Regions from separate parts of the Mus musculus genome. Here all the other regions are linked to region 1. Evidence: chromatin loops called from intact Hi-C (ENCODE). Cell type or tissue: heart. All regions are shown on one strand.

Evidence for each region. A loop is a pair of places that touch in the nucleus more often than their neighbours do. Peaks named below come from ENCODE experiments on the same cell type or tissue, not always from the same donor. Only the 100,000 strongest peaks of a DNase experiment are listed, where the experiment ranks them.
Region 2: a loop joins it to region 1, with 5 times the contacts of the local background. A loop is called at or near these places in 20 of 42 quality-filtered maps.
Region 3: it touches region 1 in a loop (5-fold over the local background); 4 of 42 quality-filtered maps call a loop at or near these places.
Region 4: it touches region 1 in a loop (5-fold over the local background); 20 of 42 quality-filtered maps call a loop at or near these places.
Region 5: a loop joins it to region 1, with 2.5 times the contacts of the local background. A loop is called at or near these places in 8 of 42 quality-filtered maps.
Region 6: a loop joins it to region 1, with 2.8 times the contacts of the local background. A loop is called at or near these places in 8 of 42 quality-filtered maps.
Region 7: it touches region 1 in a loop (2.5-fold over the local background); 3 of 42 quality-filtered maps call a loop at or near these places.

What each region holds. Positions count from the first base shown.
Region 1 is chr15:66,966,130-66,970,129 of GRCm38, reverse strand. It overlaps Ndrg1 (N-myc downstream regulated gene 1), which reads left to right and starts at 489. Exons shown (of 16, transcript NM_008681.2): 1 at 489-626. Gm2895 (a long non-coding RNA gene) reads right to left here and starts at 482. Exons shown (of 3, transcript XR_875396.3): 1 at 1-482. In heart, a CTCF peak has its summit at 1,534; DNase peaks (open chromatin) are centred at 349, 1,349 and 2,159; H3K4me3 peaks cover 1,939 bases; H3K27ac peaks cover 1,866 bases; H3K27me3 peaks cover 1,673 bases.
Region 2 is chr15:67,037,415-67,041,414 of GRCm38, reverse strand. Gm31342 (a long non-coding RNA gene) reads right to left here and starts at 1,822. Exons shown (of 3, transcript XR_384160.3): 1 at 1,162-1,822; 2 at 585-805. In heart, no CTCF peak of the experiment used is centred here; DNase peaks (open chromatin) are centred at 964 and 1,864; H3K4me3 peaks cover 1,562 bases; H3K27ac peaks cover 1,765 bases.
Region 3 is chr15:67,174,104-67,178,103 of GRCm38, reverse strand. It overlaps St3gal1 (ST3 beta-galactoside alpha-2,3-sialyltransferase 1), which reads left to right and starts at 1,222. Exons shown (of 9, transcript NM_009177.4): 1 at 1,222-1,472. In heart, CTCF peaks have their summits at 1,096, 1,598, 3,146 and 3,346; DNase peaks (open chromatin) are centred at 1,213, 2,543, 3,353, 3,853 and 2 weaker places; H3K4me3 peaks cover 4,000 bases; H3K27ac peaks cover 3,842 bases.
Region 4 is chr15:67,097,518-67,101,517 of GRCm38, reverse strand. No RefSeq gene overlaps it. Among named protein-coding and RNA genes, the nearest start is that of Gm31342, 60 kb to the right of the region's middle. In heart, CTCF peaks have their summits at 34 (motif pointing right) and 2,478 (motif pointing right); DNase peaks (open chromatin) are centred at 67 and 2,467; H3K27ac peaks cover 435 bases.
Region 5 is chr15:66,917,226-66,921,225 of GRCm38, reverse strand. Ccn4 (cellular communication network factor 4) reads right to left here. Exons shown (of 5, transcript NM_018865.3): 4 at 3,756-3,949; 5 at 1-2,071. The coding sequence ends at 1,772. Among named protein-coding and RNA genes, the nearest start is that of Ccn4, 28 kb to the right of the region's middle. In heart, no CTCF peak of the experiment used is centred here; a DNase peak (open chromatin) is centred at 1,585.
Region 6 is chr15:66,902,797-66,906,796 of GRCm38, reverse strand. It overlaps Ccn4 (cellular communication network factor 4), which reads right to left. Exons shown (of 5, transcript NM_018865.3): 2 at 117-396. Among named protein-coding and RNA genes, the nearest start is that of Ccn4, 13 kb to the right of the region's middle. In heart, CTCF peaks have their summits at 263 and 2,349 (motif pointing left); no DNase peak of the experiment used is centred here.
Region 7 is chr15:66,675,089-66,679,088 of GRCm38, reverse strand. It overlaps Tg (thyroglobulin), which reads right to left. Exons shown (of 48, transcript NM_009375.2): 6 at 951-1,057; 7 at 175-318. Among named protein-coding and RNA genes, the nearest start is that of Tg, 6.3 kb to the right of the region's middle. In heart, a CTCF peak has its summit at 2,342 (motif pointing left); DNase peaks (open chromatin) are centred at 968 and 3,368; H3K27ac peaks cover 1,888 bases.

The sequences.
Region 1 (4,000 bases):
GCCGTCTAGGCTGTAAATGGGGCTCGGGAGTGACTGCGTGGAGACCCGGAGGAAGTGGGGGGTGCCGCCCAGAAGGGCGTGGCGCGGGCAGAGGCTTAGGAAACTCAAAGGCTATAGGGGGGCAAGCGGTCGCGCAGAGAGACACAAGGGAGTCCTTATGCACACGCGCACGAGCGCGCACGGGCACACCACGCTACCACTCGGTGGGCACACGTTCGCTGCACACGCCGCGGTCCCGAGAGCGGATCACAGGGAGGAGCGGCAGGCAGGGCCGGGCAGTCTCTCCAGTCGCGCCCCTGCAAAGGCTTGCGCAACAGGCGGCGGCTCCAGCCCGCCCCGCCCAGCCCAGGCAGGGTGCAGCACGAGGCGGGCCGGAGAAAGGGGTGTGTCCCCGTCTCCTGCTGCGCTGGGAGCAGAGGGTCTGGGAGGGGCGAGGCCCTGGGGGCGGGGCCCCGGCGCCTATAAAATCGCCCTACGCACGCACGGACATAAACAAACCTTGCCAGGCTACCCTCTCGCGTTGCAGGCAGATTGCTCACCCATCTTCGTCTCCCTCTTCACCTCCCGCGGGGCGCTGCACCTCCAACCTTGTGGTTGGCTCCTTTCCGTGCTTGCTTGCTCATTAGGTAAGCCCTCCGGACGCCTTCTTCCTCCGGAGCAAGACAAGGACCCCCAGCAAAGCTTGCTTTCGGGGTGCTACTGGACACCCCGCCCGTCTTTTGTGGCCCTTGCGAAGACCACAACTGGTGGTCTTCGGTGGAACCGGCGCCGGAGGGATAGCTGGCATCACTGGAGCGGGTTTCGATTACTATAAGGCACAAAAAGACGTGTTGGGTCTCGCTTTCTCTCTAATTGGGGAAGTGGGATTAAGGGGTCGAAGTTGGGGCGGAGAGCCTGGGAATACCTGGGTCGCACTTCCTGGCGTCAACCCTGAGCCACAGCTGACTTCTCTGTCCACTGGGCTCAAGGGGACACTTTGTGTGTGCTCTCGCGTGTGAAGGGGTGTGGATGGGTGATGGGGTGACTAGGAAAAGAGCGACTGTAGCGCGTGTATCCAGGGGATGAGTAAGGGTGAGCAGACTTGGCGGGGAGTGTGGAGAAGGGGGCGAGGGTGTGTCTACTCTGGAGCCTGGTCCCGAACCAGTGTGATCTGAGTCCAGGTTCCCATCCAGTCCAGAGCCCAGTGCTCTCTCCAAGCTGTGCGTGTGAGAGAACGTGTGTGTGCTGGGGGAGAGTCCGGGGTGTGTCCCGGCGCGTGCTGCACGCGCCACTGCGAGTGTCGGCGGCGAGAGGAGCCCAGGCAAGGGTGCGGCCCTCTAGGTAGTACCGGGTTGGCTCTGTAACTGCGCGGGAGTGGTGGTTTGTGCCTCCAGGGTCGCGCGGGCATCTGGCAGCCCCAGAGTTGGCTGGAGCTCTGAGTGTCGTCATTTTCGCCTCCGCCTCCCCCCGCCCCACCTCCCTTTCTTTCTCCCAGGCGGTCCTCCCTGCTGTTTTAGCCCGGAGAGCAGCTGGAACCGCTCGTCCGTTCCCGGGAGACCGGTCGCGGTCTCTGATTCAGCCTGTAGGGTAGATTCGGGAGGGGCGTGAGGAATGCTGCAGGCTCTGGGGAAACATGCTGTCACCACCGCCTCTGTCAAATTAGTAGCTGAAGCTAAGATTTGTGGATGGCTTCCTTACTCTGCCACCTTCCGTCTTCCCTTGTCTGTCGCCTTTGCTGGCAGTCATCACGGATCCCCATGCACTGTCCCTTGGGCTTTAATGTGGGAGGACAGGTCGGGGAGGGAAGTCCAGTGGTCCGTGTCCTAGAACAGCCTTCAGCTCTCCCTCACAGACTTCCTGGGCAGGTCAGCTTATTTGAGTCCTTGAAACTCCTGAAGAAGATGGGAAATTCAGGACAGCCAATGTTCCCCCCCCCCTTACCCCCTTCAGTGATCTCCTACACCACCTAAAGTGAACGGACAGGCGCTAGCTATGGATTTCAAGGCAAATCTTTCAGGTTGCTTCTTACTGTTAGAGATCCTAGCAATTTGTCTATTTCACATGTGTGAAGTGAATGAGAGAAAGCTAGGTGCAGAGGAAAACCCCCCAAAACCATCTTCATGGGACTTGCCAACTTCTGGACAGTGGCAGGGAGGGGCCACTGTTTTATGGGTGTGGCGCAACCAGCCCCAGGCCAGAAGGGTACCAAGTCGGAGCTGAAAGGTGTGAGGGAGGCTTTACAGGAAGGTCTGGAAAAGCTCCAAGAGGTGAGACTACAGTAGATGCTGTCAGGGAGCTAATCCCACCTGGGCCTTCTTAGCTTGGTGGTGCTTGGTATCTCCGTGGCCAGTACTGGGGAAGGAGGACTTTTTCAGCCATACCAAGGACAGTAGCTTGACCCATAGGAAGAGCTCTGACATTATTAAAAATCATTGGGACAGCTCTGCTTTCTGCCCTGACCCCGGTAGGTACCTGATACAATCCTATGGCTGGAGGAGGTATCGCTTAGTTCCTGGGTCCATTGTAGAGTCTCCTCTCCTCGTAAGCTTTCTCTTGGTGAAAGCAAACCAGAAATTGCTAACTACTGGCTGGGCTATTTCAAAAGGAAATCCCAACTCACACACATCCTTTCCTGTCTTTTGCTACTTTAGAGATGAGAACTGAGATCAGAGATGGAGAGGTCTGTGGCTGAGGTCAGCCAGAGTCTGAACTCCGTTCAGAGTCCCTTCTCAGAAGTCTCTTGGTTAGGACTGAACTTGAGTTTTGCCTGAATGCAACGGAATGAATAGGAACTTACCTTCTTACCAAGTTTTGGGTGAGGCCAGTAGGAGGGAGAGGCAGAGTATATGTTTGCTTTTTATTGTTTGTTTGTTTTGAAAGTGTTTAAATCATGTGTTGAAGTGGAAGCAAAGTCAGTTCAGTGAGAAAGAGACAAGGGTAACAGTCCCTCTACCTGGTGTTTTTTTTTCAGTTAGTTACCTCCCCCCCCCCCCTGCCCAACAGTGCTGGGGTCCCTGGGTGCATTGACCCCTGGTGGCTTGAACTAACCCCAGCAGGGGACAGAAAGAAGGCAGTGTTTTTCTGATGTCCCAAAGCTGCAGTACTTCCCTTATGACCTAGATCCAGAGGAGTCATCTAAGGCGTGCCTCAAAGGTCCTGTACCTTCTGAGGCAAGCCAACGTAATGACTAGCACTGGGGGTGTAGCCATAGCAGAGCGAGTATAGGATAGGAAGAGAGTCTGGGACAGGAGCCACAGAGCATCCAAAGGATCATTTGCTACCTTCCACCTCCACAGGAATGCCGCCTGGGCTGTATCATCTCTATTGAGGTGGATGAGAAAACCAAAAGCTTATGTGAAACTATAAGTGGGAGAACCAGACAGACAGAACCTTTTGAGTCAGCCCTCAAAACTTTTGTGTTCTAGCGTAACGATATATCCAGGTGTTTGAAGAAAGCAGGGAAGCAGTATGACACATGCAGAGATAGTCTCGGGCTTTGGACCTTAGTTTTCCTCTTCTATAAAGGTAGAATAACACAAACAATCTCATCTGGGTGTGTAGAGCTTGCTTTGGCTAATCCACATGAAGTGAGGCCAGTGGTCAGCACATGAGGAGCACTGTGTGGAAGCTTCACATAACAACTAGAGAGGAGGAGGGCATACCTGCTATGCCTCCTTCACCCTCTAGGTCTAGAAGTTTATAGTTGCTTAGTACATAGCTCTTCCCTACTCAGATCGCTATGCAGCCTATCATATTGCCTCATACAATGGAGGTAGGAGGAGGTCTTAATTCTCAGGTTAGAAAAACAGGCTGGGCACCAGTCTAGAATCAGGTTAATGGATCTGGACCAAATGACTTTATCCTTAGCCACTTCTAACCCTAACCTTGCCCCTTCTGGACCCAGCTTTGGGATGGGTGGTTAATCTGGTGGACTCACTGCAGGCTGTGGACCTTCTTGGTCACATCTGACCCTAGGCTAGCCCTTCTCACTTGCTTTTTCTCTCCATGGGAGACGGAGCTG
Region 2 (4,000 bases), 71 kb before region 1:
AGTAACTGTGAGACGACGGTGTCAGTGGTGAATCAGGGAACCCAGGAGGGCATGCCAGGAAGAGCGTGGGTGGCTTCTACCTGAGGTCTGCTCCTTCTCTAAATAAATCTCTTTCCTGTTGCTTTTTTTGGTCTGGGAGTAGAGGCAAGCTATAGTTTTGGCGTCAAACTCACTATGCAGTGAAGGATGGCCTTGAATTCCTGAATCTTCTGCTTCTACCTTATGAGTTCAAGAACCACTCCACTAGACTGAAATGGGGTGTGTGTGTGTGTGTGTGTGTGTGTGTAGGCGGGTGCTGCACGGAGGTATCCCCATGCAGAGGCCAGAGGAGGACATTGGTTGTGGGGACTTCGGGTGTCCTGTCCAGCCACACCCTGCTAGAGATTTGAACTCGGGTCTTTATGGATTTGCAACAAGCACTAGAACCCACTGAGTTCTCTCTCCAGCTTCCTAAAACTATTTTTTTTTTAGCTTTCTCCAAAATGAATCAGTATTTAAAAACAGAAGCTGTTTCCCCTCTAGAGAATTTACCCTCTCTGAAAACGGGACAGGAGAGAAGGCAGAGGTACCTGCCTAGCACTTACCCTGTGGCTGTGACTTTCATTGAAACGTTGTTGACAAGGTGGGGGTGTGTTGCTGTCTGCTGCAGTTTTAAGAACTAAGCAGTGGGCCCATCATTCTCTGGCTACCAAGTACTCAGTCATGAGGGAAACTGGATGGCTGTCCTGGGTGGGGGTTTTCCCATGCACCTTCAGCTCCACAGAGGAATCCTTGCTTCCAGCTACCTTGTGTGTGGGGCCCTTCCCTGGAAGAATGGCAGAGTGGTAACGTTCCGGAGTTCTTGGCCTAGACTCCAACCCCACCCCAAACACCTTGTTGAGCCAGCATTGTACAGCCTAGCCTCTCCCCAAGTCCTATGACTAGTCCTGATAATTTCCTCTCTGCAGCATGTGGAGCTCTGGGAATCTCTCATCTAGCGGCAGTTTATCTAGATCTCTCCCCACCCCACCCCCACCCGCACCGCTCTCAGCAGTTCCTCCACCTGGCAGTCAGCGTCCTAAGCCCACCATTCCCCAGGGGCATCCCGGTACCCAGACGCAAAGGCAGTCTAAGCGCTGAGCGAGGAGAGCCAGACCGGAGCAAAAACCGCACATCCTATACCTTTGACAGTAGTTCACTGATGGAGGAAACTTCCAGAATCCAGCCTCAGAATAGCAGGCTTCAAATCCCATCTCTGTTGGTTTCCAGTTCCTGGCTGTGTTAACGTACTTATCTGAACTTGAGAAGAAGGGTGTGGGACCCTATATGTCCTATATATATACTGAAATGTACCTACTTAGCAGTCATGGTAGCTCAGTTTCTGGAATGTAATAGATTTGGCTGAAACAAAGTTACAAATTCAATTCCTTTGCCACATGTCAAGATTATGGTGTCTTTACTCCCTCAATTTCACCTCCCTTTTCTTTACCTCAGCTTTCTTTCTCTAAAATGGGCAAGAGGGATCTGAGTCGGACAGTGATTCACCCTAACACCCCAGCCAGCAGCACGGGGTGGAGGGGGGGATAGGGAGGAAGGGGGAAGCGAGGATGGCGGGGGCGGTGAGAAGCAGTTGTCTCACGTAGCTATGCAAAACTACTACGGGCAAGGCAGGTTACTTTCACTTTGCAGGGGCTTCAGCTCAGTGGCCTTGATTAAGCTTATAGAGAGGGAGAGAGTTGAGAAGGGAGGAGTTTCCCAAGCCCCTGCTGAGAAGAAAGAGCGGCTGCCTTGTCCGTGTACAAACTTCTAGGGTGCAGGTGTCAGGCTGCACGTTCCAGCCCTCCCCCTACCACCGCCCATTGTGGATCTGGCCAAGCTCAGTCCACTTCCGGCCTAGTGATTTCTGGGAGGGTGTGAGCTGCAGCACATCTCTCTTGAAGTGGGCGTGGCTGCCGGAGGAGCCACCGCCCTCCTGGATCTTCAGACCGCAGCCTTCCACTTCTCCAGCTTGGGAAGGTAGCCGCGAAGCAGGGACAGAGGAAAGAATACACATATCCCAGAGTAGCAGCCAAGGGCCCCCTTGAGGTTCTAGAGCTGAACCCACACCGCGCCCCCTGCTCTTTCTAGAGTTGAATCCACAAGAGAGAAAGTCTCTATTACAGGGCCCCTGAAAAGGAGAGACATGGGCAAGGCTCTCCATTCTTGTTCTTCCTGTGGTTTCTTGCAGATCTTCAAACAGTCCTTAACTGTCTGTGCCTCTCTCTCTGGGGACCTGGGACACAAGCCATGCAGAAGGCAAAGCACTCTATGTGGGAAGGGGCCAGCACGGATGAGAAGATAGCCTGCCAGTGACCCCTGCCACCTCCCATCTCAGTAGGATTTGGAGGCTGATAATACCTCTTTATGCTCCTTCCCTGCCACGTGGGTGCTCAGCCAAAAGGACATGGGAACACCACCTCCCCGTTTGTATGACACAGAACGTGCTCCCATCTAGCTGGCGTATGGTCATCCATCATTTTATTCCTTGACATATTTATTTGCCTACTTGTCTTGACCCTGGGCTGGGCCCTAACTTCTTCCTGGGCCTAACACTTCTTAGGTGGCAGAGAGGATGAGGAGACCACCAGACCAGTGCAGGTTGCTACAAACCAGTCCAACAGTTCCCATGTGCTGCCCACCTAAGGTATATCCCAGGCTCCTCTGCACAGGAAGTCCCTGAACATTCAATCAGCAACTAGGGGAGAGCACAGACGGAAGAAGGCTGAGAAAGCCTTTTCTGCTATTTTTTCCCCACAGTCATCTGTTTAGAGGATGACTGGCACAGAGAAAAGAACTCAAGGGTGGTGGGAAGCTATTTGACATTTGTGGGCATCTCAGATCCACTCAGAGACCAAGACATCCTCCCATTCCTCCCTGGTTAATATCCACTCCCAAGAGATTACCCAGCTTCTTGGAGTTGGGATGTAGCTCAGTTGCTAGAGTGCTTGCCTGGCATGCCCAAAGCCCTGAGTTTGATCCTCACTCAGCATCACAGAAACTAGGCACTGTAGTGGAATTCTGTTATCCCAGTACTTGAAGGTAGACGCAGGAGGATCGGAAATTCAAGGTCATCCTTGGCTATATGGCAAGGCTACCTGAGCTACATCATACTCTCTCTTTTAAAAAGACCTCCCTCCCATTGATGCCTCACCTGCTCTTGAACCTCGTCTAAATGAAGAATATGACGACTCTTTTCAGCCTCCTTCCCACTGGCCAGTGCTCAGCCTTTTCTCTGCCCTAGGGCCCACCACCTCTTGGGTAGGCCATCAGAGGTTCTTGAAGGTGTGCATAAGGGGGCCATAAGCAGGGTTTATTCACCTTTATGTTGTCCACCACATTGTGAGTGACTGAAACCCATGCAGATGTATTACCTCACTTCTCTGGAGAGGTCAGCTGACTGAAGGGGGTGTTTCTAGAAAAAAAAGGTGTGTTAGTTTGTTTCTTCAGGCTTCGTGGGGATCCACTTGCTAGGTGCTTCTAGCTTCTGGTGGTTCATGCATGCTTCTATTCCATGCCCTTCCTCCACCCACCATCTGGACCTGTGGTCACCCTTCTCTTTCCCTCAGATTTCCTCACACTGTTGCCATCAGGGTGACTCAGGGCAATGCCCTCGTCTCAGGACCCTTAACTTAAACAAACTTGTTTAAAGTCCTTTTACTATATAAGGTAACATATTCCTAGTCTCGGGTGAGAACATAGACTTCTATTTAGGGGAGAGGCATGGACACAGTTCAGCCGTGACTCTGACCCCTGGGAGCACCCATCTGCAGTTATGAAACCATCAGCCCAGTGAGGGTCCCCAAGGCTTTGCTGAGTTTGCAGAAGGTGGCATTTTGCTCTCCTGGGATCGGTTGCCCACAGGGTACAAGCCAAGGCTGCTACAAACCCTGTGAGTGCTTGAGGGCAGTGTTCCTGACTCTGAGGACATCAAAGAGGAAGGAGAGTATGTCATGTGACATACATGTGCACAACACGCATGTGC
Region 3 (4,000 bases), 210 kb before region 1:
AGCTGGCTTGGATTGAGTGAGCTCTTAGATGCCAAGGGCAGTTTCAAGAGCCCTGTATCCACTTGCTCAGTACAACAACCCAAGCAAACGAACGCTGGGACCAGGGCCCTTTGCAAGGGAGTACGTGGAAACACAAACCTAGGAAACAGTGGATATGGCCCAAAGAGCCCAAGATCACACCGTAATGGAGAAGTGCCGCAAATTCGCCCCAACATTACAGCCTCATTCTAGTGAGTAAACAGCCAGGCAGCTCTGGCCTCCCCCACTGCAAAGGCTTGTCCCCAGAAGTCTCCAGAACTGAAAACGGAGAGACTCCTGCGCACACCGTCTTTCCTCTTAACATTCCACGGAAAAGTTGTAGATGAGATAGTTCCAGTGAGAGGATACCCACTGACAAACCAGATCTTAGAAATGCCTTTTAAATCCACCATTTATGATCTACGACCCACACACGTTAAATTCCGTACCCTCACTTCCCTATTAAAACAGAAAAACTTCTACCCTAACCTAAACCAAATCCCCATCCCCAGGCTGCCTTGGGGACCTTTCTAACTCTGATTCCCACTATCAGCCTTTGCTTAGCGCTGGTCTGCGAAGCTGTCTATCCATCCGCAAAGGAAAGGCCCTCGGCGGAGTAGACGGGAAGGGCGGGGATGTGGATGCTTATAGTGACCTGCTCTGCGGCTCCCAGTCCTGGCTGCACAGACACCGCAATCCCTAACCCCGCGGTGCCCCTCCCCAAGCCTACCTAAATCCCACCTCGAGTCCCACGCCCTCAGAAAAAGCGGTGGCTTTGCCTGATCGCCCTCTCTCTCCACTGCGACCCTGAATGGGGCTCTTCTGGGCACCGCCAGCCACATCCTCTCGGTGCACGCCCAACGCCTCGTCCCTCGGGTTGACCCCACGGGCTTCGAGCCTCTCGGGAGTTCTTCCCTAGCCTCGCCAGCTGTTCCCGCAGATCCCTCTCTTGAGGCAGTGATATTGTTCCCGCGCTGCCTCCTCCGGCGTCTCTCAGACGGGTCCGGCCTCCACCCAGCCCGCTGCTGTCCACGTGGCTTGGCTGAGCTATATTGAGCTTGCAGGAAGCCCCAAGCTAGAGGAAAGCCGAGCTGAGGCCGGCAGGAGGGGCGGAGGGGGGCGCCCGAGCGCCAAGGGGCGGGCGCTGGGCGGAGGAAGGGGAGGAACCTAGAGCCGAAGAGCCGTGCTGGGCGCGCCGGAGTCACGGCTGGGACCGGGCGGGCGAAAGCGACTCCTCCCCGGACGCCCCGCCTCTCACTCCCGTTACACCCGGGGGAAGGTGTTCCAGAGGCGGCTCCCATCCTCACCCCGCCTCCCTTTTCTCCGGCGCTAACCTCTGCCGGCGGAGCCCACTATGCCAGACACTTTCGACACTTTGCAAAGACAAAGAGCCCTAAACCGGAGGGAGGAGAGAGGAGGAGGCAGAGAAGGAGCGTGAGGTTTGAGCTGGCTGGGTAAGTATCCTGAACACATCTCCTTAGATACCTCTCTGAACCTCTTCAGTGCCCCCAAAGTCCGGAGTGTCTCTGGCTTTGGTAAGTACGCACCCAGCTGGTCCCTGTCCCGGTGCCCCAGGGACGGCGCCCCCTCGCGAGTTGGGGCTGGAGAAATGTTGCTTGTGTTCTCTGAGTACTGAGGTGATCGTCCCGACCCGGGCACAGAAGGGGTGGGAAAGGGACTAGAAAGGTGTAACAGTAGAAATGGGACCAAAGACCCTAGGCGCCAAGAGGGAGACACAAGGAGAGAGATCTCTGTCTCCGCCACGGTGGTCTTCTACCTGCGGGTCAGGGAGGAGACTCCAGCTCTGGGGCTCCAGGCTCTTTGGCACTTACTGGAGGAGCCTGCCGGAGCTCAGTGAAGAGCCTATGGCAGTTGTAGCAGTGGCTCCCGGAGCGGCCGTGGTGACATTGCGCCCAGCACCGCAGTGGATCCCCGCCCGGGCCGCGGGTAGGAGACTCCATCAGGCGCAGATTGTCCCCACTCTCTAGAGAAGCGGAGGTCTCGGGCTGGGACACTGGGGACGCTTGGAAAGCGTTGGTTTTCCAGACCAGAGGTCTGGACAGTGTCCGGATGGAGTCTCCCGATCAGCTGTGGGCAGGCGCGGACCCGGGAGGAGGCTGTTGGTCCCCGGGACACCTCTAATACCGCCCCGTTTCGGATCTCGGGGAGAAGTTGGAGCTTAGGACAGCACAGCAAAAAGCGGTGTGTCAGAAAGTGGGTAGATGAGGGTGGTCAAAGTGAGCGTGGCGGTGGAAAGTCTAAACTTGGAATCTGCTCCAAACCCGTTAGGCGCCGCAGCTGCCAAGAAATAATGGGACAAAAGTTAGCAAAGTCTGCATCTCTGTAGTGTGACCTGCGCAGGGCATGGTCTGCTGCTTTGATATGTGCACGGGGTGGGCAATGGTGACACCGGACAAAGCGACTTGGTTGGAGTACTATTAGCTCGGGATTCGGACCTTTGCGCAAGCAACTTTCAGCCCTCGTTTTTCTACGCGTGGGTGTTTGAGTGTGACCTTGCGGGAGGCAGCGCGGCTGAACTCGAGAAGGGGATTAAGTCTCCCGGTGCCTGCCTCGTAGTACAGGTAAAGCGTGGGGCCCTTCGCCTTGCTTCACCGTGGAGTCTCAGAAAAGGTGCCCGAACCTCCATCCATCTGCTGGAACCTGGAGTTTCTCCAGCCTTTTGCACAAGGGTCCTAGCCAGCTTCTTCCTCCAGCAGGAATTGGTGGCGCGCTCCATGAGAGACATGTGCGCGCCCAAAAGCGTGCGAGTGGGTGGGAGTTGGGATGGTCAAGCCATCTCGGAAGCTGATTGACTCCCGGAGACACTAGTGACCCTCCCCCACCCCCCACCCCCCAGGACAGGAACAAGCTCGCACAGTTGCTACATCAGGCATTTGCCAGACTTTCTCTGTGTTTAATGGGTAAAGCCTGTCCTCTCCCAGTTTACCACTGTCTCGGGTCCCCACGCTTCCATGGACTTGTGGTGAGATGGAGCGCCCACGCCTTCCTGCTGCAGGTGAGGGGCGCTCCCCAGCAGAAAGACTGCTAGGATCAGGGGACGATCTCTGCCACCGCTTCTGACTTGTAGTTGATGCTAACACTGTGCGCACTAAAAGGGCCTCTAGAAGGCGTCCCGAGTCCGGACGCCCCTTGTCCCTTTCCACGATTGCTACTAAATTAAAATTCATCCAGTGACTTCCAGGAGAGCGCTGAGCACCCACCCTGCTAAACCAGAGTGTGCAGTTCTGGAAACTGCGGGCGGTGTCCCTAGGTTTTCTTTCTTGGATGATGGCCCAGAGCGCCCCCAGGTTTGAAAAAGAGGGATGCATTGCCCCCTGTCGGCTGCTTTGGATAGAGCGGTTAAACTAAGCTGTGAGAAAGGGTGACCAAAGCCACTGGGTTGGGCCCCTGCGCCTCTGCACTTCCCCTTCCTGTCCCAAACACCAAAGCCTAGTCATTTTCTGAACTTTCATGATTGGCTAAAAGAAAGAAAAAAAAAAAACTAAAATTCTCCATCTGTGTCTCCTGTGTGTGCCTAAAATTGGGTGTAAGATGAAGAACTTCGCTTTGAACATATGACTTAGCCTCTGAAAACCACAGCTTCCATATCTGTAAAGCGGAGCCATTCCTACGGACTCCAAAGAGTCCTGAAGAACAGATATTATGTATAACTGTGTGTAGACATATACTGGGCAAACAGGCTCGAAAATATGCTTGTGTATATACATGTACGTGAACAGAAGCCAACTAAAGAATAAAAGGATGGATAGAGGACTTCTTCCCTGTCCTTTCTGACATTTCCTTTCCCTGCCTTTTTCGTTCAGGTCATGCTGGCCAGCAAAGCCACAGCCTGGACTTAGCGGGGCCTTCCCCACACTGGCTTTGACCAGATCTGGGGCTAGAAAACAGGAAGTGTTGCTTGACGTGACCACAGGGGTTTCTTCGGGAGTGTGAGCACCACTCTTTTTGGGCTCTGGAGCAG
Region 4 (4,000 bases), 130 kb before region 1:
GTAGCCAAGCAGCCACACGGTGGCAGCATGCTCTAGTGGGTCCCTGAGGACCCTGGCTTCCTTCCTTTGTCCCCTGTACTTCTATTTCCTCATGCTGGTCTTAGGCCCGAGTTCCTGGAATGTACATTAGCAGAAAAGCACTAGGGGTTTCCTGGCACCTCCTGCATATAGTGGCCTTAAACAGCACCCAGCCCTTGGGACATCCCATCTGACCACAATGTCTTGGAGAATGCAGAGTCCTCAAGGCTGCTCCTGTGTTTGATATAAGGTATTTCAGCATCAGTGGATTTTGAAATCATTAAAGAGCTAGCACAAGTCCCTTGATACACAGGTATGACTGTGTCCTCAGAGGCCCATCCCTTACTACATAGTAGTGGACTTTAGAGGCCCAGCACCCGCACGCTGGGAGAGCTAAGCAGGGGTTGCTGGGGAGGCATTGGCCTCTGCTTCAGCCTCTCGTACTCACCACGGGTATCCCTGAGGATGTGGTTGAGGTACTCCTACCACCATAGGACTTTCTCCTCACTTCCCACCCCTCAGGTCCTACACGGGGACTGTCCAGGGCCCGAGCCAGAAGGTAAAGTGAATCCGCTGCCACGTGCATTACTAAATTATGTCGCCCTAGTTCTCAGTTACCTCACAGAGACCGGCTGTTGCTGGTTCTCACATCTAGAATCTTGCAAACTTTCAGCTTCAGTACTGCAGACTAAGGTGGACAGACACACACACACATAGACACACACACATGTGCACATATACACACACATGTGCACACATATACATATCCAAACACATACACACAATACACACACTCACATTCCTATACACACTCACACATATACACAAATACATACACACACACACACACACACACACACTCACATATACATACACACAATACACACACAAACACACACACACACACGAAACTAAATGAACACTTCAGATGGTCAAGATGACAAAAGGGACCATCCATAGCTCCTTGCAATGCTAAGCCTTACACTCTAATCTATAGCAGAAGAGAACATACTTAACTTCCACTGTTTGCTGATTTAGCTTCTCCATCACTTCAACTGGTCCCTGAAGCAGGTCTAGGATTTATGTCTGAGATGTTTTGTCACAGGAGTAGAGCCTGATCAGGTGAGTCTGGATCACAACTGCCTATAGGTGAAGGAGTGATCTGAGGAGAGACAACTGTGCAAGAAATAGAAGAAAGAGCTAGAGAGGCCACCAGTCCCCAGGGATATACATGAACGCAGTGGGACATGGAGGACCACTGTACAAGCTGAGTCAAACCACATCGACCCACCTGCAGTTCACCAGCACAGGGAAACACAGGCAGCCAAGTGGTGGGGTCAGGCTATTGAGGCCAAGCAGTTGGGTTGCATACAGCACAAAGATAGTGCCAGAATCTCTCATGGGGGAAAATGATGGTGGAGTCCTTTTCTGGATGGTGTCATTGGACAACAGAAAGGATGGGAAAGTGACAAAGGTCAGGGCTGTGGGTGCTCTGGACACTGCAGGTGTGGTCCACAATCAGGGAGTCAAGCCATTTCTCTCCGGTCCTCTTCCACTTAGCATAGGTGTATTCCTTGCCCATGGCAGACCTAAAACAAAAGATCTTGGTTTCTTCTTTGAGCTCTCAAGTCAGGGTTCCATGAATACTATTGAAATGGAAAGTTCCATGGGCTAAGGGCTTCTCAGCCTTAAGCTCCTAGGTGCAGCCTCCTCTCGTGGCCTCCTTGGCTGCCTCTGGACTCTGAGACACACTCTTCCTCCATACTTTCCAGCATTTGGACTAGCTTTGTGAAAGCATTGCCCCAAGCAAGAAGCTCAAGTTGACTGGGTCTACTCATGGATGAAGAGTTTCTTCCCTGCAGGAGGAGCTCTGGTTGGAACAAGGGTACCCATGGGTCCTTGGAATCGGTGATCAAAGCCTGCATCCTCTATAGATGGACCTCTATAGAGTAAAAGGGATGCCACAGTTTGTGCCACGAGAAAATGCAGGCTTAGTATATTCTTCATCTAACAGAAGACTATCAAGGGCAATGGGTACTGCAAATGGCTGTGGGCAAGAATAGGACTCTGCCAGGAGAAGGTTGGAAGCCATGGTAACAGATAACCAGACAGCAGTAACGCTCATAAAAAAAAAAGTATTGCTTTTGGCCTCATATGTATTAATTTGATGAGGCATAGCATCTTGAGGAAAAGAAGCAGACTCAGGCAGACATGTAGTGCGTCAGAGGGTAGAGCTAGCAAACACATCAAAAGTGAGGTCTCGGTCACTGTGTCCTGAACACTGATCATGACATTTGGTACCTGGGGGATGAGAACTCTAGGTGGTGTTCCTAGCACAAGAATTCTAGACATGAGCCCTACACAGTGGTTTGAGCCAGGAAAGCAAAACCAGCCCATGGCTGCCCAGTTTCTTCTGACCCCGTCCTTGGCTTAACGGTGCTAGCTGGAGTGTTCATGGGTGGTGGCCACCAGAGGGTGCAACAGAGCCATCTTAGTCAAGATCTCATGTCTGTTTAGCTGAAAAGCAGAAGCTTTTGAAAAGGCACACACCTGTGAACAAAGTCAGACCTTTAGAGGACTTTGCTATAGACACGAGCAAGCCCAACACCTTTCCAATAAGATCGCTGTCTCTGTCACTCACCTGAGTAAACCAGTCAAGAAAACAGGCCCAAAAGGGGACAGCCAAAGTCCCCAGCCAGTGTGGACAGGATAATAAATGTTCTCTTCCCACGGTTCACATGAAACCCAGGTCCACTGGAAACCTAGGACCTGAAACTTGTTCTTGGTTATCTATTATTTCTGAACTGTATGCCTATGAGAGAGCTTGATCTGAATCATGGTTTATTAATCTGTAAGAGGGTATTAAATGACATGGTAGACATGAAAAATTGTGCCAGCCATTTTCTGAGATTTTCTATGTGTCTAACATGTATTATGTTCCTCCTGAAATTCTCCCAAGAGACTGAGGTGGCAGTGGTATCTGCACCATACCTATGACTATAATGCTATATGCCTGTGGTCACCCTGTTCATAACTCCTCAGCCAAGAACAAAGACCAGAGCTGATTGTATATCTGTCAGGCCAGAGTAGGCTAATGCTGCAAAAACAAATAAGCTTCAAGTCCCACTAATGGAGAACAAGGCTAGTTTCTTTTAGGAGCAGTTTCAGGGATTTTGTGCTTTCCTTCATGTAGTGACCCAGCCAGTCATGAAAGACATTATTACCAACTTCACCTCCTTCAGCACATAGCCTTCAAGGTCACTGTACAGGAAACTGGTAATGCCTCATAAGCTCTCAAATGTCTCCAGTTAGATCTGATACCCACCACTTCCATATAGGTCCATTGACCAGCAGGAGTTTCATTGCCCAAACAACATCATAATGGGAAAATGAATGGTGGGATAAAAGTTCCAGAATCCTCGAGGGCAACCGGCCACCTCTGCCAAAATCTCTCCTTGATGTCAGAGATCCTGTCCTAGACTTAGAGCCAATTCGTGACAGCTCACCAGGTCTGCTCTGGTCAACCCTGGTTGATCAGAAGGCTTAAAAGATGCAAGCAGTAGGACGGGCTATAGAGAGGCAACCCAGGGGACAGGATGCCCAGCATCAGAGAATAGAGAATGAGGCTGCTCACCCCAGTTGCAGTTGTGTGCAAGCAAAGGCAGAGAGGGCTTGGTGGAGATGCTTGAACATCAGGGAGAATACAATGGAAAGATTGCAGATTGGCCAGAAATCCAAGCTATGCTCATTCCCAGGGACTTCAGGGTGGGTGCTTCTGTGTGCTGACTTTAGTTCCTAAAGTACACACTGGAAGGCTTGAGTACGATGTTTGTATCTCAAGGTTCCATCCAACCATGCCATTCCACTCTCAGAGGTCCTAGAAAGGCAGAGACACTGAACGTGGTTTTTCTTCTGAATGCCCAGCATCTAGCAAAGTACCAGGTACCTGGTTGGCAGGTGTATCAGAATCATGTTGGTTGCC
Region 5 (4,000 bases), 49 kb after region 1:
TATGGTGTGGGGCAAACTGAATCATCATATAAAAGCATGCTGTAAGCTAGTTCTGATTCCAGGGCAGGAGGAGCCACAGGGGATAATGCACATGCCCTTTTCTGTCCAGTTTAGGTTGGATCCTTAGTACCTAGACACACTCTCCTCTTACGTGAAAGGGGCTAGAGAGCCAATACTAAGAGGGCAAGCTGCTGACTTCTGTATGCTTTCCTGCCCTGACATGTTTACAAGGTCCAGAAGCAAAGGGGAAATATGAAGGCAATCTTCTCTGGCTATGAGTCTTCAGATAGGTGACTTTGATTGAACTTATTAGCCTCTTTGAATTGATATTTCACAGTGTCAAGAACAGAAATCATTAAGGGAAGTCCTCTGTGTTATCAGCAAGTTTCAATGAGTAAATGTGTGGCAAATATTGAGAACAATGGGTAGTATGTAGAACACAATAAAAGGATGATGACAGAAAATTCTACCTCTAAAATAGGTAACAACCTCATTATCACTTAGGAAAAAAAATATTTCTTTAGCTTACAAACTCTTTAACGTTTACCACTACTAAATAGATCCCCATTTCTGAATGGCTGGTCGACTTCTGTCTTCAGATGAGAAAACTGAGTTAACTTTCTTCATAGACACTGAGGCTGTAAAGTAGGTCACTGAAACAAAAAAGATTTGTCCTGGGTCCAGGGACTACTGTGGCCTTACCACAGTCACTGGGTGACTGCTAGAGGTCACCCAGGCCATGGGAGGGTGATCCACTTGTTTGTTTGATGCACATATTCTGTTAGGTCTGGCGTAGACTTCAAAAGAGTCTTCTAAGGGCCATGAGAACATCTTTCCATCTTACTTTTTGAGACAACAGACAAGTCACTCTACGGTCCCTACCAACTCCCATGAACCCTAGGGAGAGAGAGGCCCAGATTTTGGCTAATTGTCCTAAGAACTTGGCCAGCAGCAGATTCAGTGACCTGCCCAGCTATGGCTTGAAAGATTGGCTGGCCTTGTCCCATCCCTACGGGATGAATTGAGGGCTACCATCTCCCTGCAAAAGTAAGACTTCTCAAATTACATTCCTGATCAACAAGAACCCAAGTTTAGCCCTTTATAGAATATGGGGTGAGAGGAGAAAGTGCCCAAGTTAATGAAATGACTTTCTTTTCTTTTCTTTTTTTTTTTTCCTTCTTTTTAAAATGATTTTCAATAGCAAAACAGAATGACACAACTATGGTCCTCACCTGGAAAATGTTTGGTGACTTGTGATATACAGATCAGTGGAACAAGAACACTTTTGGTATGTTTTAGGCAGAAATACCCAGGATAGTATCATTTGGCAAGGGTAAAATAATAGCTTATTCCTGTGTCCCCAATCCCATCCATCTGTCTGAAAGGATCCCAGCATCCCTAGGCTTGGCATCTGAGGAAGGACTTCATGATACTGGTTCTTCAGCTGATGCTTTTCCTTGGACAATCCCATCACAACTTCTGACAACTTGCCCAGGCTGGAGCCAGACTAGCTGGGCCAGGCTTTGCTTCCATTGTGAACAGTCAGAGATGTGTTTTCCTTGGAATGATGTAGAATGTCCCCAAGGAGGAACCCATTGTCTGAGCCTGAGCAGCACTCTCCTGGGCCATTACGATTGTCAAAACAGGAACAGAAACTGGGAATTCAGAATCGAGTAGGAAGTAGATGAAATAAGGCTCAATTGTGAAGTCCTGGACCACAAAGGGCTGGCTGCTTTGCAGCATGGAACTTTACCCTGAGCCACACACCCACCTAATTGGCAATCTCTTCGAAGTCAGGGTAAGATTCCAAGTCAGCAAAGATATCGTTAGGATTCCTGCAGCTCAGGTTGCAGAAGCAAGCATTAATCCATAGGACCTGCCGGGAGAAACCTGGCCCCTCTGGACACTGGAAATCCACACTGATGGTCTTGGACTTGTAGGGGATGCAACACCTATTGTCAGTACAGACTCCGCAGTACTTGGGTCGGTAGGTGCGTGTGCTGACACAGCCTGCGAGAGTGAAGTTCGTGGCCTCCTCTGGCTGGTACACAGCCAGGCATTTCTTCCCTGCCTTCAGGAAGGGAAAGGAGCCTTGGTTAGTACTGGTGATGTATAGCCACCATGCTCCCTCCAAACGCCAAATCCTCCCTTCCCATCATTGTGCATGGCAGGCGTCATCTTTGCTCCAGATTCACAGACTCTTTAAGTAATGAAGGACATCAGCCAACAAAACAAGACCTTGCCACATAACACATGTAAACCAAGGATTGCAGGAGGGCATTACCATGCTGAGCTCAGATATCACAGCTAGCAGTCTCCCTTCTCTCCTGATTTTTTTTTCCATTTTGGTACCCATGTGTCAGTGTCACCAGCACAAGAATCCTCTTTTAGCTAACCAAGCTCCCCAGCTAGCAAGCAGCTGAGCTGACATGGAATTCCATCATTAATCAGAGGCACATTTTGCTCTCATCTGTCCCATCTACCCCACCACCTCTCTTTCTCACAAATTCAGAATTGACGTTATTCAAATACAATTGTAGCCTTCTAGGAGGCTGTGGGCTCCTTGATACTCTGGCCTCTTTCTGTATCTCACTAATATAACCTTGAAGCTGGTCTACAGTAGGCAATTACTAAATGCCCTGTGCTAGTGTTAGGTTCTATTATCAGCATCCTAGCAGAGCTGGGCTCAGAACACATCCAGTGCGGGTAGAGCTTGCAGATTATCCAATCGGGGGAACAAACCTACCCAGGGTAGATGATGGTGGAGATGGGAGAGGAATCATGAGCTTCTAGCGAAGGGCCCAGACTTGTGATAGATTTTTAGAGCCCAGATTAGGGTCCTTGTTTTATTGTTCCTTATACTGGGTATTTCACACCCATACTTCCAATTAGGAGACATTCATAAAGGACCTGCTGGCACCAAAGGTTGGCACAGCAGAGTGTGAAGAGTAGAAAGGAAAGTATGCATCCATCAAAGATGACAAGGTGCTACGTTAAGGATAAGGAGCAAGCCCCATGTCTGATGATGGTGGTGGGAAACAGGGTTGTCCTGGTAACTGGCAGCCTTTCCTCAGCATCTGAAGAACCTACCCTGCTTCGTCCGCAAATAGAGCCAGGGATGAGCCCTGACAAGTTTTCTTTGCTTGATATGATCATCAGGTAGGTCAAGCACTAAGGCGTGAGTGAAGGGTACTGAGTTAGACAGGAAAGACTCATTTCTTTTGCAGTTTAGTATACATGTCCTTGATGTTGTACTTGTATCATCTTAGACTCTCAAAGCTGGGGGAAGATTCGGGGATTAATACCAATGTTATATTCACAGGAAAGGAACTGAAGCTTAATGATAGCCGGAGACTGGCCACACCTGTGAACACTAACAGCAGAGCGGCATCTGACACCATGTGTTTCAAGCTCTAGTTCACAGTCCTCACATTGCCCAGGTAGCTGTCCTGTGTTGGTGGATGTGGGAAGAAGCTAAGGGGATGAAAGATGGTGTAGATCCTTCAGAATCACAACACAAAGAACCCAGATGGCTCCTGATATCCCCTTGGAGTGACCTTGCTTCTGATAGGATGGTCAACTACAAAAGCATTCATTCAGTGGAATCCATCCTGGACAAGCCTAGCAGCCCCAAGGCCTGCCAAGCCCCTTTTCTTAAATGACTCCCAAGAAGTTTAGTGGTCAGGCTCAAGTCAGCTATACATGCTCACCATGCCTATACCTTCCTAAGGGGCCTAGCCCTGCCCTGAACTTACCTTGATGTGTAGTTGGATGTCCACATCACATGGCCGCAGGTTGCAGAGGCGACTTTCCTGCTCTGGCCAGCACCGGGCATTGACGTTAGAGATCCGAGTGGAGATACCTAGGCCACAGGTGGTAGAGCAGGGGCTCCAGGGACTAGTGTAGGCTATGCAGTTCTCATACCGTTGCTCCACGGCGCCTGACGCTGCTGTAGAGGAATACCACAGAACCTATGAGTCTGTAGCCTCCACGAGCTCCG
Region 6 (4,000 bases), 63 kb after region 1:
TTGGTTGGACTATGTTTCCTGACCAGCTAAGCCTGGGCAGCTGAAGGGCTGTGGGTGTTCATGGGCCAGAGATAAGGTGTGGGGGGCAGTTGGAAGGTATGGAGTCTCTCACTTACGTGCACACACTCCTATTGCGTACCTCGGGCGATCCCCACTGTAATCGCAGTAGAGGCCCCGGTGTGGGTCACAGATGGCAGCCTCTGTGCAGTTGTCCCCAAGCTGCTGGGCACATATCTTACAGCATTCACAGCCATCTGTGATTAGGCTGACGCCCAGTGGGCAGCGAGGTGGGGATTGTGGGCACTCACATGGCCACTTGCAGAATTCGGGGCGTGTAGTCGTTTCCTCTAGTGGTGCTGGGGTGAAGGTCATTGTTGTGGGGGTTGGAGAGAGGGCCTGTGGAGGAAGGGCAGAGGTGAAAAGGGGTTGTTGAGTCCAGAGTTTCCAAGCCCAAAGAGCTGCAATTGCCTTTCCACCTTCAGTGTGTTTAGAGGATTTCACAATTATTGACTTCCACATGATCAACAGACAAACATCGATTTTCTTTCAATAAAGCCAGAAAGATCAAGGAGTTCAAAGTTCAGAGGAATCAGAACAATTCTCAGCCAGTGAAGTACTGGGGCCTAGTATCCACCTTGGTCCATCTTGGCTTCCTTCTTTCCTTGGTGTCTCCATGGTCCCAATAGTACCTGTGGTGGCACTGGGTTATGGAAGAGAGAGAGAGCTGGATTTGGGCTATGCAGACTCCAAACTCTTCCTTCACAGAGTCTTCTGTACCTGGTGGAATCAGATAACTCTGTGTGTGTGTGGGTGTGTGTGTGTGTATGTGTGTGTGTGTGTGTGTGTCTAGGCCAGAAGACATCCTCAGCTCTTTTTTTAATCAATGCTACAGACCTTGGTTTTTGTTTTTGTTTTTGTTTGTTTTTTGTTTTTTTGGTTTTGTTTTGTTTTGTTTTTGTTTTTTGTTTTTTGTTTTGAGACAGGGCCTCTCACCTGGATAGCAGGCAGGTGGAAGGACTCTGGTATCTAAGCACAACTCCTCAAAGATGCCTGTATCTCTGTAATCCATGTACATCCCAACCTGGATGACTGCCTTCCTGGCCCCATCTGAGTACCTCACCCTGCACTAGAGGAAACTGAGGTCTGAAGGGGAGAGGGATTCCCCTGCACCCCCTCTATGTTCCTTCTGGGCTGTTTCAGCCATTAAACAGATGTTCATAGAGCTAGCATGTAGCCTTCTCTACATGCCAGAGAAGACAAAAATGAGAGGATCCTGTACATGAAGCTTATGCAACATAATAGGAGAGACAAGCATTAGAAGTTATGAATCATAGCATAAGGCTCTGGGTGCCGTGGAAAGTGCAAAGAAGCTCTCTGTAGTTTGGACCAGGAATAGCTCTGGCTAAAAAGGAGCAGAGATGAACTACTGCATTAATCTGACCTGCAGGTCCTGGTCCTGGAACATCACAAGTGCATAGATACTGATGCAAAGAAAAGAAGGCCTAGAAGCTTACAGAGTGACTCTGGTCAGCCTGCATTGCCCATAGCCTCTATTTGAGGCCCAGACATATCACTTCCAGGATTAATTTAGGGCTCAGCTTGGTGCATCCTTTCCTTGCCTCAAGGCATCTTCTCTATGTCTGAGATAAATGTCCCTACTCTCTATGACCTGTTATGCCACTCTGAGTTCTTAGTTACTAGATGCTTGCAGTGTGCATGGAGCAACAGGCTGCCTTGACACAGTGGCTTTTCTGTTAGGGTTTTGTTTCTCTCTCTACCTGAATATAACACACAGTGCACAGTGCACAGTGTAGGGTTCTCTAGGTTTCAACTTGCAGAGGGATAAAAGTGCTGTGGGATTACTTGACATCATATTCTGAATCAATCTCTTCTCTCAGGGTTAAGCTTGGGACTCAAGAAGAATACAGAGTCCAAGAGGGTTAGATGGGGGTGTTTCCAAGTGGGTTTAGAAACACATATCAGCCCCTCTGAAGTCTGTAACTGGGTACAAGATGTCACTTTGAGAGCAGTTATGTAGGAACAGGTCTACTCAGTGTGGAAACACAGGGATTTAGCATATGAAGAACACTTAGAGCATCCCTCCCCAAACCTGTGCTGCTCATTGAACAGCTAGAAGCTGGTGCACCAGACTCTATGAGAACATCAGCGGCCTCATCCCTTTATCCCAGGTAAGCAGTCTCAATAGGCAGCCTTCTTTCTTGGTACCTGCCTAGAGGCCCCCAGGCATCTGGGTAAGGAATATAGGAAGGGTTGCCTGACAGTGACTGGATGGGCAAAACCTTCCTTGGACCAAGTCTTAGCTGTTGGTGCCATCTAGTGGTCTCAAGGCTTCCAGTTCACCTAAGCAAGAGCTCCGCAGGCTCCCCCAGACTTTGATGTATGGCTGCCTGATTCCTGATGTCTTGCCCAGCTTTAATATCCAAGATGTATGACTACAGGGCAGTGATTAGTTCAGACTCCCAGTGATAACCCTCGGTTACATACACAGGGAACTTTTGCCCCTGAAAAAAAGGCTGTTTGGGCAGAGAAATTCACACCAGCTCTTTGGATAATGAATCTACAGATACTTACCAAACACCTACTGTGTGCTAGGCTCTGTGATGGGTTGAAGGAAGCAGCATTGCATAGAGTCACTCTCCTCACTAACATAACCAATGGTGATTTGTACATGATAACTGTAACCAAGGTGATAAGCACTACAGTGATGTTACTTATTCATTTTGTTTACTCAGCACAGCTCTAGCTTTGTGCTGGGTGCTGAGGACACAGTAGAGGGAAGCAAACAGATGTACTCGATTTCAGGAGTAGAAAGAAAAAATGTGGTGGGGGTACAGAGTGGGGCCAACTTCTTCCAGGAGGTGGTAAAGCTGTGGAAACCACGATGGAAGAGCAAGAATGGACCCACAATAAGGAAGGAGGGTAGGGGACCGAAGTACATGGAGCAGCCGGAACGCAAGGCAAAGTTGGTGGCGTGCAGTGCCTGGGGTGCAGGAGCATGTGTGCAAATCAGAGAGGCTGACAAGGCAGAGGCTGGCTGGCTGCTGATGCTTATAGAGTGCATCGGCCAAGAGTAGTCCCAAATGCCTCACTCACTGAGAGATTTTAGTGGGAGATGCTCGGGGAAGGTCTAGACTTGGAGTAAATCACAGTGAGTCCCTGTGCCAAGCCTTCGTTTATCATCATTCCCGTGGCACGAGGGTTTTCTGTCTGAGGCTTGGCTTTCTCCTCTGCAAGTGGCATTCTTACTTCCCCCCAAGGCTAAGTCTAGTCTCTAGTTAGTCTGTCTACTGAGGGCTACCAGCCCAGGGACACTTGAGATGAGCCTAGTAAAGATCTCAGACTACCTCATCTTCTGCATGGAGATGGACATATTATTTCATAGATCAGTGAGATGACTAGAGTACCTATCTGCCTCTGAACATGGATTAGAACTCAGATCTGTTGGACTTAGCATTTCCCCCATGATGGTCTATGGAGGGAGAATTTCCTGATGGAAGAAACTAGCTAAAAGGTACTCACTCAAGAACCATCTCGGAAGGCAACCAAGAGGTGCTCAGGAGCTGGTGAAATGGCTTAGCCAGTAAAAATCTGATGACCTGAATTCCACCCCTTAGAATCCACGTGTAAAAGACAGACATGGCAGCACGCAGTTCTAATCCTATAGCTCCGATAATGAGATGGACGCAAGAGAGAGGAGGATTGCTCTGAAGCCATGGACCAACCAGCCCAAGGTGTGTAGTGCAACAGACATGGCAAGAGACATCTGCCTCAACCAGGCAGAAGGAGCTGGGCACATAGTAGGTGTCAGTAAGCCCCTATCAGCAGAAATGATGAGTTCAATCTATATCCTCAAGTGAACTTTGAACTCTTAAGGGCAGGATTACCTTCTTGCCACTCCCCTGTTTTGTGGTATGAGTAAACACACAGGTTTCTGAGATCTCTACAGCTAATATTTATGGAGGGTTCCCTGCAGCACGTG
Region 7 (4,000 bases), 290 kb after region 1:
GAGGCATTCATAGTGATTAAGGTGTGTGTGTTCACAGCCTGCATGAATGTATGCTGCCTCAGAGCTAACTCCCTAAACTTACTTTGATGTAACAGCCATGCAGATGAAAATAACCCCAAAACCTCACTCGATTTCACAGTAGAAGTACATGCCTCTTGCTAGCTAGTTACTTACACCGAAATCTGCCAGAGATGACTAATTGGATGGCCAGGAATCGTCTCTGCAATATCCGGTACATGGTGCTTTGAGTGAAGGTCGAGGCCTGGTCCAAGCCAGCAAAAATGGTGTCATAAATTTCATCCAGTAACAATTCCAGTCCTGAGCAAATGTAGATAGATAGCATTTCAGGGATTGGCTCCTCAGGAAATAAAGCTCTAACCTAGCTGAGCTGACAGATGTCAAAGGTCAGAATCTACATAAGCAGCATTATGCAATGGGTCCAGCCATAGCCATTCTTTAGACATTACAAATTGTCATCACCTACAAAGTTCATGCAACACATATAATAACAATGCAAACAGCAACAACATGTTAAATATGTTTGTGATTTTTGTAGGGTCATATCTTTTGCTAAGCTAGATGCAGCCCCTGGGCCATAGGTTGGATATGCCTGGAATAATACTCTAGTAGTTCCTAAAGTCGCTGCTGTCGTAGCTGTGCTGGTCTGACAGCACAGATGAAAGCTACCTAGAGAATGAGTCTGATGGCATGACCTGTCTTCCACTTGCCACATAGCAAGGTGGGCACCTCTTTCAGCCGGCAACGGCACCATACAAGCAAGCAGAAGCTTCAACAGTGTGCAGCAGATGAAAGCTGGCTAAGCTGTGTCTTCTTTCACACCCATAGCAACCTAGCAAGGATGTAGAACTCCAGTGCAGTTTCTGCCTTAGGCACCAGAGTCAAAGAATAACACTTGATCCCTTCACATTGCCAGAAGTGTGGCTGATTACCTGTCTCAGCCAGCTCCCGCCCCTGGCTGTCAGCACAGTAACAGTACCCAGACACTTCAGGGAACCTGCCCCGGAAGGAACTGAAGGTCACAAATGCATCTGGAAACCTGTCAGAGAGGAAGATGCGTGGTCACTGTTTCATAAAATACAAGTCATCTTCAATTGAAGCCAGTGTAGCAGAGTCCTCAGCTGCATGTTCAGCTCTTTCCAGCTCTGGTTTTACTTAGCCAAAGCAAGGCTAGACCATGCTTAGCTGTCACCTACCAACTAGCCATATTGCTTGTCCGTTATTGCAGGCTGTGGATTTGTGTGGAAATTAGTGCTATCATAAGCAAAAGTAGAAACGAAAACATCTGTCTTGTCCCCACATATAGGGGCTATATAATTTTTAAAAGTTCTCTAGGCAGTGGTGGCACACACCTTAAGTGGAGGCAGAGGCAGAGGCGGAATTCTGTGAGTTTGAGGCCAGCCTGGTCTATAAAGCCAGTCTGCAGATAGCACAAATCATCGCACTGCATATTAAGACCTCACAGGGGATTGGGAAGGACTGACTGCCCCTGGGTCCCCGGATCTCTAAGACCCCTGGAAATAAGTCTGCAAAGCTTTCCCTCCCAAGTACATTTTCAACCATCTACTCGGAAAGGAGTCATCCCTGACTCTACTCTTCTGCTCTTCTAGACATTTCTTCTCCACATTCCAAAGTTCTGTGTGATAGACATGCCTCCAATACAGCTCCACCTCCTAAGTGCTATCCCCTCCTCTATGTGGAGCCACTGTCATCTCCCTCAGAACTTGGAACTCAGGGTGCAACCCCACGACCCACGCTGCCCTTTCCTAGCCCAGGTAACCCTTTCTAAAGTGCAGGCATCTGGTGGTGTTTATGCAATGCCCTACCAACGCGAATCCTCACTCTACATCCAGGCCTTCAAATATTTGAGGCAATGTCAAGGACATACAGAACAAAATTGCGCAGCTGAAGCCCAGCTGCAACCGGCTGTCCCGTACTATATCTGTCAACCTGGGTAATCTGGACCTATTCCATGTGCATTTCACAGCTCCTTCCACTGGTTCAAAGGAGTCACTGGACCTGGGGCAGCCAGATCTACATAGTAACAGAAAATTCCTGATTACCCCTGGGCTTTTGATAATCAACCACCCAATCGTTCCCATGACCTTTCTAGGGCAGAATTTGTTCAAAGATGAGAGAGAGAGAGAGAGAGAGAGAGAGAGAGAGAGAGAGAGAGAGAGAGAGAGAGAGAGAGAGAGAGAGAGAGATTGGGATCCTATTTCAGAATTGAGTGCTTTTGTTTGCATTAGCAATGAATACTTGATTCTCAACATTTATTTAACTAGACTGCCCTCTTGTGGCATTAACTGTGAACTGAGCCTCAATCTCAATTTGCCCCCCTGTAAAGGTCTTTGATGCATCCATCAAATCTCTAAACTGGGGTTGTAAACTTAGGGTGTGGAAGACTCTGTGCCTTATGCTGTGTGAAAAGAGAAATGAATCAAATGAAACAAACAAGCAACAATTTTTTAGACACCTCTAAAGCCTACCATGCTTCCCAGGGTGAGCTCTTTAAAGTCTTCCAAACTACACTTTCTAATTATGTCTGTATTAAAGCTGAAATCTCTAAAACTCCTTGGATACAGTTAGCATTCAGTTGGATGTGAACTGAAGATGCCTGGATTGCACAGAGTAGAGGAGCATTTGGTGATTCGGGCTGCCTGATGGTCCGTGCTCCCAGTTAAGTTAATCTGTAGTCGCCAGGTGGTGGGGGGAATCTAACCTACATGTTCTAAAACTGGGTGAAGCACGAGAATTCCTTGCAGATGATCACGTTGGGATGATACATATTCTCAGTGGTTTCATAAGTGAAGTCTCAGGAGAGCTTAATCTTGGCCTAGTAAATAGAGCACAAACTTCCATTTCCCAGCAGAGAACACTGAAGAGGCTCTGGGAAGATAAATGACCAGGTCACCTTGCAAAGTAGTGGCAGATGAAGACTGCAGGTGGCAGAGGCAAAGGCTATGGGGCAGGATTGTACTGGGAACAGACAAAATTGGCAGGAGTGGGATAGCCAAACTCCCAGGGACCTAGGACACAGGAGGGTTTGGTACAAAGCAGGTAGCTAAAGACTGGCTTCTTGACCACATAAACAAATTCATACACCTCTAGCCTCAGTATTTATAGCCATACTCTGCATTTTGTGTTTAGGTTGAATGTATGAGATCACTGATACTGAGCTCTGTGAAAACCTTTCAGGATATGATCTAATGAAAACGCCAGGCTTCTAAGGTATTATGCAACTCAGATCAAGTTTGTCTGTGGGACCAGCACTTGGGGCATGGTCTGTGACCCTTCTGGCACAACACATGGGAACATTCTTTCTCACTCAGAAACTGGCTGTTCTGGAAGGCAGCCACATGGAGGCTCAGGTTCTCCCAAAGAATCCACAGCAGTGTTCATACAAGCTAGTGCTCTCTCACTCTCTCGCTCTCTCTCTCTCTCCCCCCCCCCCGTCTCTCTCTCCAAAATGATCTAATGTCATTTAAAGGCTGCATGGCCCTTCACAATCATTGGGTACTCTAGGGTAGCCAAATATCATTTTGGGTCAAAGTATATAGATATTTCTTTTATATTTGTTATTTAAACAGTAAAGTCCTTAAAAAATGCACACAATATTGAACTTACAGAAGTGCATGCATATCATCACACCATGCTTTTTAATAGGTTCTTTCCCCTTTGACAGGATTCTCTTTCTGTCCACTCTTCCACTGCAGCCCCTATCTCCAAGTGGCCCTCAACAACTGCGCTGTCCTTCACATTAATCTCTGCTTTTGGTTTTACCCAGACCTAGCGTACTCATCTGATCATAGGATCACATGTTCATCTGATCATAGGATCACATGTTCATCTGATCATAGGATCACATGTTCATCTGATCATAGGATCACATGTGTGTACATATAAAAAACCTTTTTGCTACCTTTTTAAAAAATAACTAAATTCTACCCTTGCACTGCCCATTTGGTTTGGATTAGTATGA